Regions from separate parts of the Homo sapiens genome. Here region 1 is linked to region 2. A link is an interaction called in ENCODE POLR2A ChIA-PET data of the cell type or tissue named here. Cell type or tissue: GM12878. All regions are shown on one strand. Each heading gives the region's core, and the rest is flanking DNA. Links, peaks and the distances in the headings are about the cores only.

The links. ChIA-PET counts read pairs that join two places held together with the same protein. Peaks named below come from ENCODE experiments on the same cell type or tissue, not always from the same donor. Only the 100,000 strongest peaks of a DNase experiment are listed, where the experiment ranks them.
Region 1: POLR2A ChIA-PET joins it to region 2 with 5 read pairs; 3 of 35 experiments call an interaction of 5 or more read pairs at or near these places.

What each region holds. Positions count from the first base shown.
Region 1 is chrX:24,162,828-24,170,824 of GRCh38, forward strand. All of the region lies in intron 3 of ZFX (zinc finger protein X-linked), which reads left to right. Among named protein-coding and RNA genes, the nearest start is that of ZFX, 17 kb to the left of the region's middle. In GM12878, for the core only: no CTCF peak of the experiment used is centred there; DNase peaks (open chromatin) are centred at 6,224 and 6,554; H3K4me3 peaks cover 887 bases; H3K27ac peaks cover 2,222 bases.
Region 2 is chrX:24,537,072-24,545,068 of GRCh38, forward strand. It overlaps a transcript of PDK3 not described here. Among named protein-coding and RNA genes, the nearest start is that of PDK3, 76 kb to the left of the region's middle. In GM12878, for the core only: no CTCF peak of the experiment used is centred there; no DNase peak of the experiment used is centred there.

The sequences.
Region 1 (7,997 bases), core at 1,879-6,878, 370 kb before region 2:
ACCTACTGGTAATCACTCTCCTCTCCCCGCTTCCTTCATCCCCTAGCAACCACTAATCTACCTTCTGTCTGTGTGGATTTGCTTGTTCCTGACGTTTCATATAAATGGAATCCTATAACGTGGTCTTTCGTGTCTGGCTCCTTTCACTTAGCATATTGTTTTCAAGGTCATCCATGTTTTAGCGTGTATCCTATTTATTTAATTTGTTAACTGTTAAAATATCTATCCCAATTTGACTCAAAAGTTTGCTTTAAATCAAAAGTAGGCGTTCAGTTTCAACTTTTCAGCATCTGTTGAGAATATCAGGCGTTTTTTTTTTTGACCTATTAATTTGGGCCATTATTTGGCTCCATCCTTGAATTCTAGAGTACCCATACTGTGCCAAGGTCTGTGGTGTGTGTGTGTGTGTGTGTACATGTACATGGATGTGCTTTTTTTTTTTTTTTTTTTTTTACATGACGGATCATATTTGCGGATACTTGACTTGGGATTCATAATTAACCAAGTTTGTAATTTGGTTAAATTATTTTTGTTAGGTTTTTTTTTTTTTTTTTTTTTTTTTTTTTTTGATACAGAGTCTCACTCTGTCGCCCAGGCTGGAGTGCAATGGCGCGATCTTGGCTCACTGCAACCTCTGCCTCCTGGGTTCAAGTGATTCTCGTGCCTCAGCCTCCTGAGTAGCTGGGACTACAGGCGCGAGCAACCACGCCCAGCTAAGTTTTGTATTTTTGGTAGAGATGGGGTTTCACCATGTTGGCCAGGCTGGTCTCGAACTCCTGACCTCAGGTGATCCACCCACCTCAGCCTTCCAAAGTGCTGGGATTACAGGCATTAGTCACCATGCCCGGCCGCCTAGCTAATTTTTAAAATTATTTTGTCAAGATGGAGTCTAGCTATTTTGTCCAGGCTGGTCTTGAACTCCTTGCTGCAAGTGATCTCCTGCCTTGGCTTCCCAAAGCGCTGGGATTACGGGTGTGAGCCACTGTGCCCAGGCCCCCTCTTTTAAAAAAAAGAAAAAAAAAAAAAAAAAAATTCATTACGATCGGGTTTTCTTTTATTGAGTTAATGCTGGTAATTTACATTTTCCGTCACTGTGCTAGTGTAGAATTCTAGACCATTTTCATACAAGTTGTTTTCTTTTTTTCTGTTTTTTTTTTTTCTTATTTCAAATTGTATATGTTTGTGCTTTCTCCCAGTTTCTTCCCCTCTTTTAGATTATTATCTTGTATTTTATTGTCTTCCCAACCCCCTGGAAAAAGCTTGGTTTGGAGATTTTTTTGGGGTAAAAATTAGCTGGCTCCCTAGCTTTGCTCCAGAGAATGGTCATGAAATTAATGGTTGCTGATACTCAACCTGGAGCATGCCTGTTGTTGGTCTTTTGAGAAGCAGGCGTATTTCAAACCTGCCCCTGCATTGCCCAGCTTGTTCTTTTCTTTTATTATTTTTTTAATGATTAAAGGATTTATTAAATTCCATGTGCAAAACACATTGCTGATTGCATTAGCAAAAGATCAATGTAAAAATACCCCACAATTCTGGAACTGTCCATTTAAAATATTTGTTCTAGTTGTTGAAAGGCCCAGTGTTATATTCTTGCCAGTGCTTAAGGTATACAGAGAATACTGTAAGTGTTAACACTGAGTTTACAGAACCTCATAGGCCGAAAGTAATGTATTTAGGAAAAGCAATAATAGTAAGTATGCATTCATGTAGGTGAGATATAGTATGGTCAATATGGGTCAAATTACAGCGTTGGTGATCAGTGACAAGGGAGTTGGCAAGACAATTATGTTAAGAAAGATCATAGTTTAAGAATATTTAGGGCTGGGCACGGTGCCTCACACCTGTAATCCCAGCACTTTGGGAGGCTGAGGCGGGTGGATCACCTGAGGTCAGGAGTTCGAAACCAGCCTGGCCAACGTGGTGAAACCCTGTCTCTACTAGTAAAAAATACAAAAAATTAGCCAGGCGTGGTGGTGCATGCCTGTAAATGCCAGCTACTTTTGGGAGGCTGAGGTAGGAGAATTGCTTGAACCTGGGAGGCAGAGATTGTAGTGAGCTGAGATGGCGATGTTGCACTCCAGCCTGGGCAACAAGAGTGAAACTCCGTCTGAAAAAAAAAAAAAAAATTTAGAGTGTTTTGAAAACTGTAAACCTGCAAGGCATGATTTTTACAACTAGTTACCAGAAAATGAAGGAAAGCACATAATTAGCTTGAATAAAGTAACATGAAAGCGAGACTGCACTAATTTAAAAAAACCCCAAATCCTAATACAGTATCAGAAAAATATTTTCTTTTCTTTCTTTTTTTTGAGACGGAGTCTCGCTCTATCACCAGGCTGGAGTGCAGTGGCATGAATTTGGCTCACTGCAACCTTTGCCTCCTGAGTTCAAGCAGTTCCCCTGCCTCAGCCTCCTGAGTAGCTGGGACTACAGGCACGTGCCACCACGCCTGGCTAATTTTTTGTATTGTAGTAGAGACAGGGTTTCACTATCTTGGCCAGGATGTTCTCGATCTCCTGACCTTGTGATCCGCCAGCCTCGGCCTCCCAAAGTGCTGGGATTATAGGCGTGAGCCACCACGCCCGGCCAGAAAGATTTTCTAATACAAGGAGACATATTGCTCATTGAGAAGGGGTTTGATAAGAAAACTTACTAAGTTAACAACTATGTTAATGACTAGTTCAGAGATAAATTAAATGCCCAATTTTGGGAAAGGTAGCAGGTGCAAGAAAAAGGAAATGTATAAGAAAACAGTTTCTGATACTTAAACCTTTCTTCATCATGTACTGCATTTGACAGAAATTAACCTTTTAAAAATTTTACCTAGGATGGTTTTATTTCATTTATTCCATGTACAATGTAGTCTAAATCTCCACTTGATACCATGTCAGAATCCTGTCTTCATCCTTTGATTACATCAAGTGTTTCTCACACTGCTCGAACTAAGTCTGCAACTAAAGGTAGAATACTTCAGTAGAGGAAACGTGAATAGAATTTCTTTTCAGAATTTCAGCAAAAACTAATAAGCTATTTTAAAGTTTTTCACTATGAAATAAAAGAGTGATCCAAAGAGTTGAGTTGTTTTACTCATTCCATTATGATATATGGTAGAATGTTATGGAATGAACATGGATATTGCTAAATTATTGAATGCATTAAATGGCAGTACTTTATTAAGGAGGCTGTACTGCTTTAAATATCTGAAAACTAGTTAGAATGTGTGCATTTCCTCACATCAAGCTAAGCCTTAAAAACAAAAGCATTTAAAACTAGTGTTTGTAGCTCATTGGTACAAGTAGGTTCAGAGAGTATTGTGTCAACTCTTAATCTGAGCAGGAATAGAAGCTTTGAGAAAATAGGCTTTAAGAAGGTTTGTCATTTTACAGCCAAGTTTTAATAGATTGTGAAAGTTTGGACTCTTAGATTTTAAACAAACAAAACCTTGAAATTACTGATTGGCTCAGCGTGGTTTTATGGAAAAACTAATACAAAAACTTGGCCTTGACTATTTGAGCAAAGCCTACAAAAGTTCCAGATGGGACAGGGCAAGGAAGGATGGGGCTCTATTTACAACAGCAGATATTTTCTTTTCCTCTTCTTGACGTGGAGTAGGCAGGGCTATTTGAAAATAAAATATTCTTTTCTTAGAGAATGGAACTTGAATTACAGTTATTAGATTAATATCGATTATATACATTTTCTCTTTTCCTTTTAGACTAGTTGATCTGTTAAGTGTTGATAGTTGTTGTAACCTTCCACTACTATTGATTTTTTTTATTACTGTCTCATAGGTTCTTTTGCTTTTTTTATATTTACATATTTCCATGCTGTTTTATTTGGCACATAAAAATGCATAATGACTTCAAATTCAACATAGACTAGAGAACACACACACTTATTTTTTCTTCCTTCTAAAATCACATAAAGAATATAAAAACAAATCCAGAGAAACAAGAAAACCTCAGTGGTATGAATCAGAATATGATGAATTTTTGGTTGAATAAAGCAATTGGAAATCAATTAATGTCAAAACCCAAGAGAGCTTAGTGAACGTGTGACCTTATTCAGAAAGTAGAAGGGACCAGCCAAGAATTGGCATCCTGCAGTACCACCAACATCAAAAGCAGGGAGGCACTTGGAGATAGAACAAGCCATGAGTACAGCCAGATAATTAAAGCCATGGAAAGCTAAGCCATTTACCTATTAGTATAGGTGCCCGCAATGGTTTTCCTGCTGGGATAATGCCCAAAATTCAGCTCTCTGAATTGCTTGTTTGTCCATAGGAAATTCCAAAGTGAGTGCTGTATAGCAAGAAAGATAGGGGCAGTAGTTTAGGTAGCTTGTGGCTATCCTGAAGGATATTGAACCTCCAGCACCTGGAAGATGGGATACTCTTCCACCATTAAAGGAGAACCTGGCTGGTTACATGGCTCCTTTCTCGCCTATGGACTCATTCTAGATAGGACTTCTGTGATCTGAATTTAAGTTTATTGTTGGGCAAACAGGAATTATCACTTGGGCTGAAGAAGTTCACCCCAGCAGTCAGAATATAACTCTAGTCTGGACCCTCATCTACAAGTAGGAATAGACAACCAGGAAGAACCATGCTTTTCAGGAAAACCAGCAGTTTAAAAGAGAGGCACCAAATTCAACTAACTGAATAATGAAACACCAGAGGAGACAGTTTATATAGGGTACAGAATGAACTTTAAATCCACAGAGAGATTTGGGAAGATACCGTGTCCACCCAAAAAAGAAAAGATTGCTATGGAAAAGAAACTATTAGAATTAAAATATGAACTTTTAAAGAAAAATTCAGTAGATGGGGTGGAGATCAAATTAGCTAGCTTAGAAGAAAGAATTCAGGGATTCTCTGAGAGTGTAGTAGAAAGACAAAATCTGAGAGAAAAGTTAAAGCAATATAGAAGCTAGATTTAGTAGCCTTTTTACATCCTGTAATAAATGCTAGTAAGAATGAACAGAGAAAATGGAGGAAAGTATAGAAACAACAAGAAACTTTCCTAAGTTCAAGAAGGGCTTAAGTCTTTTGATTGAAAGGCCCCACATGGTCTGCATGTGAGAAGAGAACTTGTTAGAGTGGTAGCAGTGATAATAAAGAGGAAGTGATAAGTATAAGAGTTACTGGCTTTGAGATGAATTTAATTTAAGGGCTGATAGAGTCAGAGAAGAGAAATATGACTCCAGATTTGAAAATGAGATATCTGGAGAAATGATGGCTAACATTGAACAACATGGGGGAAAAATTAGGAAAGAAATGCAGCTTAAGAGAGAAGATATTAATTAGGCCTTAAATATAAGTTTTCACCAGTTCTGATTTCCCTCTAAGACAAATTGTTATAGACACATTTGCCTTTGTTTGCCTTTCCTGCAGCTTAAGCATTCCTTCTACCATGTATAATAAAATTTAGTTCTCTGAGTGTGACTTAGTGAGAAGAATTAGAGTTGAGTCATAGAATTAACAGGCAGTGAGGTTTTGGGAGACCTAAAGCAGAAAAGTGATTTTTATATGCATATTAGCTGCAAAAAGCAAAGTGAATAAATAAGAATCCTGTTAACTTGCCCAAGAGGGAGATCACAGAAGTATCTAAGCATCAAAATATATAAAACAAATAAATTATATCTGTGATCCCTAATTTAAGATAGATAAAATGCCATTGCTATACCTGTTAACTTTTATTGCTTTATTATATATTTTATTTATAATTACCTTCTTCTAGGATGATATTGCTTTAAAGAATGGAAGGACATTTTTGTGAATTTCCTGGGTTCTCCTAGCCCATTATTTCCCTCAAAACTATATGTTTTTCTTTTCTTTCTTTCTTTTTTTTTTTTTTTTTTTACTTTCTGTCCTCACAGTCTGTTCCCAAAAACTATGTTTTTCCACTGTGAATTATTTTCAGGATCATGATTCTCGTAACTGGGAAGGGAATATCTTACTGAGTTTGAGGTGTTAGTAGAGTCCCAGAAATACCTTGAGGGCGTTTGATAGTAAGACTAAATGTTAGTACTTGTTCACCCAAATTCTGAGATTCTTGGTTCTCTGAACCATCCTACTTATTTGTCTTTAGGTTCAACTGATCTCTGGGCTTGGTTTGTACTACAAAGGCATGGACACCGCCAGTTACATTATCACGTACCTTCTTCCACCCTTCGTTTATCATATCTGAGAACTCCTCTGAGTAGGTTCTGTTCTGAGAACAGTTTCATTCTGATTGTCAAAGGGAGTTAGTATTCTAACTCCAGAGGGGTTACAAAGTTGAGGTATAGTCATCTCTGTTTAGAATGTTTGAATTTTTGTAATGACAAAACCGAAGGGAAAATGACCAGGCAAAACAATAGTTTGTTGAATAATTACTGCTCACTTAAGATGAGATGAGCGGGCACCCCCATGTAGGCCAGAATATCTATTAGGAAATGCACGTGATGTAAAAGGATGGGAAGAAAGCAAATCAGTCTGTTAATGGTAGCTTGGGTTAATACTGCAGAGCCTTTGAGTATTGAGGAACTGCTGAAGTGTTCAGAGCAGGGAAGTAGTATGATCAAAGCAGTGCTTCAGGAGGGTTAATTTGCCTACAGATTGCAGAAATGCCTCAATACTTGGCACCAGCCCTTACGTGTAGTTTTAGGGTTTCTAGTCATTTGTTGTGGGAGTGGCAGAAAGGAGCAAGGCCAGTCCAGAGGCTATTTTCATCCCCCAGGGATCAGGAAATATGAAGCTGAGTGGGAATGCTAACTAGGAATTAAAAAAAAAAAAAAAAGATTCTTGAGAAGTTGAGAATTGACAAGATCTGGCAATCTGACTGTGAGCAGAGAAGAAGAAAAAGGCCATAGTGGTCATATCAGGAGAAGGCTGGGTTTTATCCGGATGAGAATATTCAACAGTCTGTTGGACATGTTAGGATGATTGTAGGAATCATTGTTGTGGAAATAGTAGTTGAAACCATGGGAATAAAGAGAAAGCAGAAGAGGAGAGGGTTGAGCACACACCTGGGCTGAGCCGCAGTAAGGGGTGAGGGGAGGGTGAGCAGCCAGCAGTTAAGAAGAGGGAAGAGAACTAGAAGTCACTTAAAGCAACAGAGGAAGGAGAGCACTTCACAAATTAGGGAGTTGATTGTTTAATAGAAATGCCAAGGAGGATGAATGCCAAGAAAAGTTGTTCTGCAAGTTGAGAATCCGTAGAGCTGATGGGATTGGGTTTATGTAGGGAAATTTGTGCGGTGAGGGGCTTAAATACCTTAATGTATCCCCTTTATTGCCTTCTTAATTGGCTTGCTTTAATGTCATAGTGTTTCATAATGCTTAGAATTTTTTTTTTTTTTTTTGAGACAGAGTCTCGCTCTGTTGCCCAGGCTGGAGTGCAGTGTCGCAATCTTGGCTCACTGCAACCTCCACCTCCCGGATTCAAGTAGTTCTCCCTGCCTCAACCTCCTGAGTAGCTGGGATTACAGGCACCTACCACCACGCCTGGCTAATTTTTGTATTTTTAGTAGCAATGGGGTTGCGCCATGTTGGCCAGGCTGGTCTCGAACTCCTGACCTCAGGTGATCCACCCGTCTCAGCCTCCCAAAGTGCTGGGATTACAGATGTGAGCCACCACGTCCAGCCAATGCTTAGAAGATTAATTTACGTTTATCATTTTTAAAAGGGGGAAAAGGTATTCTATAGCCAGAGGTGGTTTTGCGGGAGTGGGGCAGTAATAACTTTTTCAGAGCATGTACACTTTCTGTTTTTCATTTGCTTTAATTTTTTTTCTTTAATTTTTTTTTTTTTTTTTTTTGAGACGGAGTGTTGCTCTATGGCCCAGGCTGGAGTGCAATGGCATGATCTTGGCTCATTGCAACCTCCGTATCCCGGGTTCAAGCGATTCTCCTGCCTCAGCCTCCTGAGTAGCTGGGATTACAGGCATGCGCCACCATACCCTGCTAATTTTTTTGTATCTTAGTAGAGGAGGGGTTTCGCCGTGTTGGCTAGGC
Region 2 (7,997 bases), core at 1,079-6,078:
CTAGAATCAACTGTTTCCCTCAAGGAGTCTTGTTTCTTTTCTTTTCTTTTTTTTTTTTTTTTTTGAGACAGAGTCTCACTCTGTCACCCAGGTTGGAGTGCAGTGGCGCAATCTCAGCTCACTGCAGCTCTACCTCCTGGGTTCAAGCGATTCTCATGTCTCAGCCTCCCAAGTAGCTGGGACTACAGGCATGAGCCACCACGCCTGGCTATTTTTTTTTTTTTTTTTTTTTTGTATTTTTAGTAGAGTTGGGGTTTCGCCATGTTGGCCAGGCTGGTCTCGAACTCCTGACCTCAGGTGATCTGCCTGCCTTGGCCTCCCAAAGTGCTGGGATTACAGGCATAAGCCACTGCACCCAGCCCTGTTTCTTTTTAATCAGTATTAGAGATGCTAATCTGATAATTGGGGATGCTTGTTATACCTTTTTTAGGCCCTTTTCCTTGACAGACAGAGCTATAAAATATAGCTATATTTAAAATATATTTTAAATCATAAGTTCATATTGATATTTTATTCTATTTTAACATTGTAATGTTTCTCCCCAATATATTTTAATTGTATATATTTCTTATTATCCTGAAAACCTTGATTTTTAACATCTTTAACACAATGCAACAGAAAGATATTTGTACACAAATACAGTTTATATAGCTTTGCAGTATTGTACCATTTAGTAGCGTTGGTCTTCTCTGACAAGTGTTATAAATGATATCCATATGGATGTTTATTTTTTTCTATGGAAGTGTCATGGTGGACTGCTACGCAATATTGCTGGACTGGCCACTCATCTCAAATGATGAAGTTTAGAGAAGTTTGGTTTGTGGAAACAAACATACTTACTCTCACCATTCCCAGCCAAGTTTAAGCTAAATCAGCTTGAAATACCTGGATCATATCAATTTCTGTTGATTCCATTTTCAGTCTGTATGTAAGTCAAATAGAATGTTGAGCATCGATGTGACCAGTTGATTCAAACTGCTCAAACTATTGCTCTGATATGTGGAGTAATTTGAGTAGTGCAGAAGCCATCTTTAGAAAAAGGTTTGGTTGTAAAAAGGTGGCTTTAATTGAATATTATTTTAAAGGCAATTTTTAAACTAAGGTTTAAACTAAGGTTTAAATTTTAAACTGAAGGTTGTATGCTGATTATTAGTCTTAACTTCTAATATATTATTAGGTGAACAAATTTAAGCAGAAAGCAGTTCTTAAAATTTTAAAATGCTTAGCCTGACAGTTAAAATTGTTAAACTATACAAATAATCGGTAGAGATTTGGGGAAAGACTTTAGTAAGTATGGTAAATTCACTAGGTATTTATACATGAGAGGTTCTAAGAAAATTTATTTTCAAAACAGTTTCTAAGTGAGAGTTTTATTGAGATTAATTCACACAACATAAAATTCACCCTTTACAAATATATAATTCTGGCCGGGCACAGTAGCTCACGCCTGTAATCCCAGCACTTTGGGAGGCCATGGCGGGTGGATCACTTGAGGTCAGAAGTTCAAGACCAGCCTGGACAACATGGCAAAACCCCGTCTCTATTAAAAATACAAAAATTAGCCGGGCGGTGGTGGCGGGTGCCTGTAATCCCAGCTACTTGGGAGGCTGAGGCACGAGACAAACCCAGGAGGCATAGGCAGCAGTGAGCCAAGATCACGCCACTGCACTCCAGCCTGGGCGACAGAGCGAGACTCCATCTCAATAATAAATAAATAAATAAAAGTATACAATTCCATATTTTTTAGTATATTCACAGAGTTGTGCAGCCCTTCCCACTAACTTTAGCATATTTTCATCACCCCAAAAAGAAACCTCATAGTTTTTAGCAGTCACTCTATATTTCTAACCAGAGTTTTCACTGACAGTAAAGAACCGTTTTAAAGTATATATAAGTAATTAAATGGTCATTCTATTTCTGTAGTAATTGTAGAAAATAATTCTGAGATATGGCAAGGGTTTTTGAATTATCACTATAATGAAATACTCTAAAAGTCCTGGTCAAAACAGAGGAGGTTGTACTCACAAACTCACTATGGATATTCTCATTATTTTCTTTGTAGAGACAAGATCAAGACTAATAGAACTTTCTAGAGGACTGAATGCTGTGGTCCTCTCTGTGAAGAAAGATTGCCTTCTGCAAGTCAAACAGAGAGAACTGCTTTCTCCCACCTGCTCTGAGCGTGGCATCACAGTTATTCCTAGTGCTTAAATGTGTATTTTCTCTCTACCACCTGGACTTTCCCAAAGAGTTTTTCCTGTAGCTACTCCAGATCTTCCACTAAAGTAGTAACTTTTTAATGACATCTTGCTGTGGTGTGATTGATGCCTGTCACCGAAGAGCACAGAGCCTCCTTACAGCTCTTGTGCCCTCGTACTCTCCATCTTGTTATCATAGCATCTGATGTCTTCAGTCCTTCCAGGATTCTGTGCGCCTTTCCCATTCCAGATACAGCAGATCGTACTGTTGCTCCTTGTGACCAAATACCATATTTGTCCCAAACCTCCACCTAGGGCCCTGGGACCCTGAAAGTGGAAGACATCAGGTGGCCATGCCCTGATGATTTAGTCCCAGAGCCCTCCGTCTCTCCCGTGCCTCCCTCCGCCACTCTATGATTTAGACTTTTGCCTTCTTCCATCTGATCGGATTCTCATTGTGAGATGTGGTGACTTTCATGTTAGATCTTCTTCATTGATGCCTTGGTTTTATTTTAAAATTCATTTGTATATGTCTGTTGATTAAAGCATTCGAAATGTTATCTTAGAATTTTTCACCCAACTGCTTGGTTTCAAAGATCTTAAGTGAAAAACTGCCTCCTGGTCAATACCAAATTTGTACAGAGTGTGAAGTGGAGTTTTTATGCTTCTGTCAAACTTCCATCCATCTAATACTGTACCTGTGTCATATTTTATTCCTTTGTAGTCTTCTAAGGAATTGGAAGTTTCTGTATGATGCGCTTTACTAGTTGTAAAATAGACTATCAGAGGGAAAAGGCCTCTCTAGTTTATTTTTGAAAAATGCTCCAGGTCTTAATAATTTTCATTTTCATTCATCTTAGTTTTAGAATTGTCACCTCAGTCTGATTTTCACAATCCTTTTTGCTAAAAGTTGGAAGTGGGAATTAGCAGACGATTTGGGATAAGGAAAGAGGAATGATGTTATATTTACCCTTAGGAATAGAAGTGACCGAAGAATCCGGATTGAAACCAGCATCCTATATACAGCTCCACAGGATGTGCTTCTCTTCATGGTAATTTTCCATATATATCATCTACTTTGATTTCTGCCCCGTTTTAATGTCCATATAAATGTTTCAGTCCAATTTGTAAGTGTTGAGTCCACTGATGTAGAAGTTCTGACTTGTAAACCATTCATCCTGCTTTAGTCATATGATAGTACCGATGCAATTAGCTCCTCTCCCACCACCGTGGGGGATTTCTCCCTGAGATGAGGTGTGCTTTGACCAGCTGCATGTGGCTTGATTGCATTCCTGTTTCTCTTAGTTCCACTGGATCTTGTTTTCTTTTATTTCGTTATATTACCTGAGCTCAGGGTAGTTCCGTTCATCTTTAGAAAGAGCTCATCTCTTCCATCCTTAGAAGGATCTCATCAGAGAACTCATATGTAATCAATCAGGTAAAAGAAATACTGATGTACTTCTGAGAGACTGGTGAGAGGTGGGTCATAGGAAGCCCATAGGTCTGAGGACCGAGTCAGTGTCTTGGGGATGGGGCTGTTCCATATGATTATTTTTGTGTGGCATAAAAGATGTAAAAAAAAAAAAAAATGGTCCTTTACATGCAAAGACCCTAGCTTCCTTTTTTTTTTTTTTTTTTTTTTTTTTTTTTTTTTTTTTGAGACACAGTTTCACTCTGTCCCCTAGGCTGGAGTGCAGTGGCACCATCTCGGCTCACTGCAACCTCCGCCTCCCAGGTTCAAGCAATTCTTGTGCCTCAGCCTCCCGAATAGCTGGGATTACAGGCATGCACCACCACGCCCAGCTAGTTTTTGTATTTTTTTGTAGAGACGGGGTTTCACCATGTTGGCCAGGCTGGTCTCGAACTCCTGACCTCAAGTGACCTACCCACCTCAGCCTCCCATAGTGCTGGGATTACAGGTTCGAGCCACTGCGCCCAGCCGACCCTAGCTTCCTTATAAACATGAGATAATATCTTCCTAGGCCTCAATTTCCAACGATACTCCTTTATGCTTTCAAGTGTGATACACTGTAGGAGAGAGGAGGCAGCAGTTTAGGGGGTGCTGCCTACTGCCTGACTCTGACAGCGTTTCTCTTGTTTGAGGAAGGCCCATCGATCACCACATCCTCACAAGCAGTACCATGTAAGGGGCCGAATATGGATAATATGGTGTAGAAAAATCTCATCACATTCTTCCCTTTACAAGTGTTTTTCAAAAGTAAAGATTGATTTCAGTGTCTTCATGACTTAATCGGTAGTTCTTTACTAGCACGCTTTTTGGCTTACTCACATCCATCTGACCCCAGTACAACCTTGCTTCTCCTGTCTTTGTTTTCTTCATTAAGAATTTATCTTTAACCCTAAAGCAACTGCAAGAAGAGTTTCAGGAACATCTGTGTTCTTCTGGCTTACTAGCCTCTTTACCCAAGTATTCATTTATCCTGTTTGTCAACTGTACATGATTCTTTTAATTTAGGCAGAGAATCTGGCTGTTTACTGGGTTTGCCTATAAGCAAATGGTCAGATTTCCCCCATATAGGTTGTAACACAAATAGACATGGACCCTTTTTCAGCTAAATTCTTTCCCATTCCTCTGTACTGCTCTTTCATTTACTCTATTTTATTTTAAGTGGGGACTGTGTCTATTTAAAATAGTGCCTGACACATAGTAGGTGCTTAATAAACAATGTTAATAAATAATATTAAAATAATGAATAATATTCATAAATAGTAGGTGAATCAAAGATAGAAAACTGTCAGACATTTTCCTTGGGTGGTAGGGCAACATCTTTCTAAGTTCTTAAACCATCCTTGTCTCTAAATTAAAAATATGGAAGTTCAAGTCAGGAGCTGTGAAAGTGCTGAATTTCCTTTTTATAGTGCTAAGAGATGACTTTAAAATGTAGAGAAATGCAAGGAAGTGGAGGGATAGATCCGCAGGAGCCATCTCTTCCTTTTTTTGTCTCTGAATATCTGATTTTGGCTCCTGAATACAGAATTCTTTCCATCCAAACAGTGTGACATAGTTTTACAGCCTTGTGTATAGATTCCAAAGACCTTTTGCATACAGCATGCCATTTGATCCTTACAATGCCATGAGCTGGACTACACAGGTATATCGGTTTTTTGTATGAATCCCAAAGCAATTAAGGAGTTTGCCAAGGTGGCATGGTAAGTCAATGGAAGGGCCAAAGCAAGCACTTGGGTGCTTGGAACAGTACGCCAGGTGATTTGTATTATCTCTTTTGAGGAATTTCTTCAGTATACTATTCCTCAAAGGGTAAGCTCTAAACCCCAAATTATCTGTAGAGCAAGTTAATTCCGTTCAGGAGAGGGTTTCTTTTGTGTGTTTCCATTTTGGCATAGTTAGAGGAGATAATCAGATGGATTTGGCAGCTTTTACCAAAAATGACAGGCAACTTAAAGTGGATAGCTGTAGGTAATTACTAGAGTTATTTAGACTTAATTCTGTGTCTGAATGAATTCAGTGCTTACTGCCAGCCCTTTCATACAAAGACTCCACATTTGAGAGCTGATGTTTTTATCTTTTTTGCAGACTGGATTACAGCTTCGGTTGGGTTTTCTTGCATATTTACAAATGTATTCCTGTTGCTGTTACTTACGAACAATAACTTGGCTGGCTATCGGATTCTTGGATCACAGCCTTTTTCCTTGAATTCTCTGGAGACAGGATGTTATTGCTACTTTATGGTTGTCCATATCTGGTGGTGCTGACAGGTCTGAGTCCTGATGGATTTTTCTTCCCCTTTTGTAGATGACCTGATTGTTTGCCCTGGATACTTGAATTCTTTGTTTATCCTTGAAATTTAGTAACTTCGTTGGAGTATATCTCAGGATTGACTGTTGTCTGTTGCCTTTTTCTGGAATGCAGTGAGCATTAGATATGGTCATTTCAAGCCTCACTGCGTTTTGTATCAGTTTAGTCTGTTCTCTTCTTGAAAACTTCATTTTTATATTGGCTCTCTGTCATCTGTCCTTCACAGTTATCTTTCCTTAGATGGCACTCATCTCATCTTTCTTCATTCATGCTGTATGATTTTTTTCTCAAGTCTTATCCTCCATTTCACTGACTGACTCAGTTTTCTGTACTGTTGATTCTAGGGCTTGTTCCTTGTAATGTGGCTTCCACTTCTGTTACAGTTTTATTTATTTTATTTTATTTTATTTTATTTTTTTCAAGATAGTGTCTCACTCTGTCACCCAGGCTGGAGTGCAGTGGTGTGATCTCTGCTCACTGCAACCTCCGCCTCCCGGGTTCAAGCAATTCTTCTGCCTCAGCCTCCTAAGTAGCTGGGACTACAGGCTTATGCCACCATGCCTGGCTAATTTTTGTATTTTAGTAGAGACAGGGTTTCACCATGTTGCCCAGGCTGGTCTCAAACTCCCGACCTCAAGTGATCCACCAGTCTCAGCCTCCCAAAGTTCTTGGATTATAGGTGTGAGCCACCGCGCCCAGCCTAGTTTCATTTTTTATCTCTTTCTTTCCTGAGCTCATTATGTTGTCCTCTTTGATTGCGTATTTCTTCCAGTGCTGAACAATTTTGTCTACAGTTTTAGTGGTTTATGAGCTCATTCTTTTTCTAGAGTGTATTTATCTATCCTTTGCATCTTTCATTCCTTTTCTTGTATTGTTTTGCTTTTATCTTGATGCACAAGTATCATGATGACCCCTTCTGCTTATTATTTATCTTTGCATGGTACCAGTTTTACCTGTCCAAGAAGAGTGTGGGTAAATCCTCCTTGACTCCTTCTCTTTTGAGCGAGACATGTTTGAAGGATAACCTTAGCACTTGAACCCTAAGGCTAGCTCTTGATGGGTTGTAGTGGTGGAGGGTGTTTTTGGTTTTCATTCTGTTTGGATTTGGGGGAATAAGGAGTGACACGAAGCCTCCTTGGAACATGTTGTCTGTGAGTGCCTTCCATAGACACTGTTGAATCCTCTGCCCTGGGGGTGGCCGGGTCCCATTGGGAGACAGATCCTCTTTGCATTTCCCCATTCCCACTAGTCGTCATCCTAGCAGGAACATGGTGGGTTTGTACTTCTGCCCTCCTGGATTCCATGTAGCCCACATTTGTGAGATCGGCTCCAGAGTTGGTTTCTCTCCTCTGGTCCTGCTTCTCGCCGCTCTTCCTCTTTTGGATACCGGAGGGGATGAACACACATGGTTCATCTGAGATCTCAACCGCCTGTCCTCGTTTTTCTGGAAACATGCACGCGCAGAGTGTGCCCAGCTTCTCCCGACTGTTGCCAGTCCTGTTTTGCCAAGTTAACAAATGATCAGTAGAGTCTTGGGAATCTTCTCATTAACTGCCCAGCAGTTGTGGCTGCTGGAGACTCGGAGAAATGCCTGGCAAATGCAAGAACTCTTCTTCGATTCATCCCCAACTTGGTTGTATCTGTCAGACATTGCCCTGGAGTCCGTGGTATGGAGTTGTAGCTTTTACTAGTTTCATTATAGACAGCTTGTTGTTCAACTTTTGGATGTGTGGGTCAGAGGGCAGGAGCACTTATATAAACATGCATTTATTCTGCCATCTTTTCAGCAGTCCAGATGCTTAAACATTGACTTTGAAGCTAATGTCCTTCATAATCTACATTTGAGCAAACAGAAGGAAGCAATATTGCCAGCAAGAAAGGACGATTAACTTAATCAATACGGGATTTTTGTTTACTGTTCTGTGTGGAAAGATAACTTTTAAGTCAAGTTCCTGTCTCATTGATTAGAGATATCAGTACCTTCTGGTTTGAAAATAGAGGACATATGACATTTTAATGAA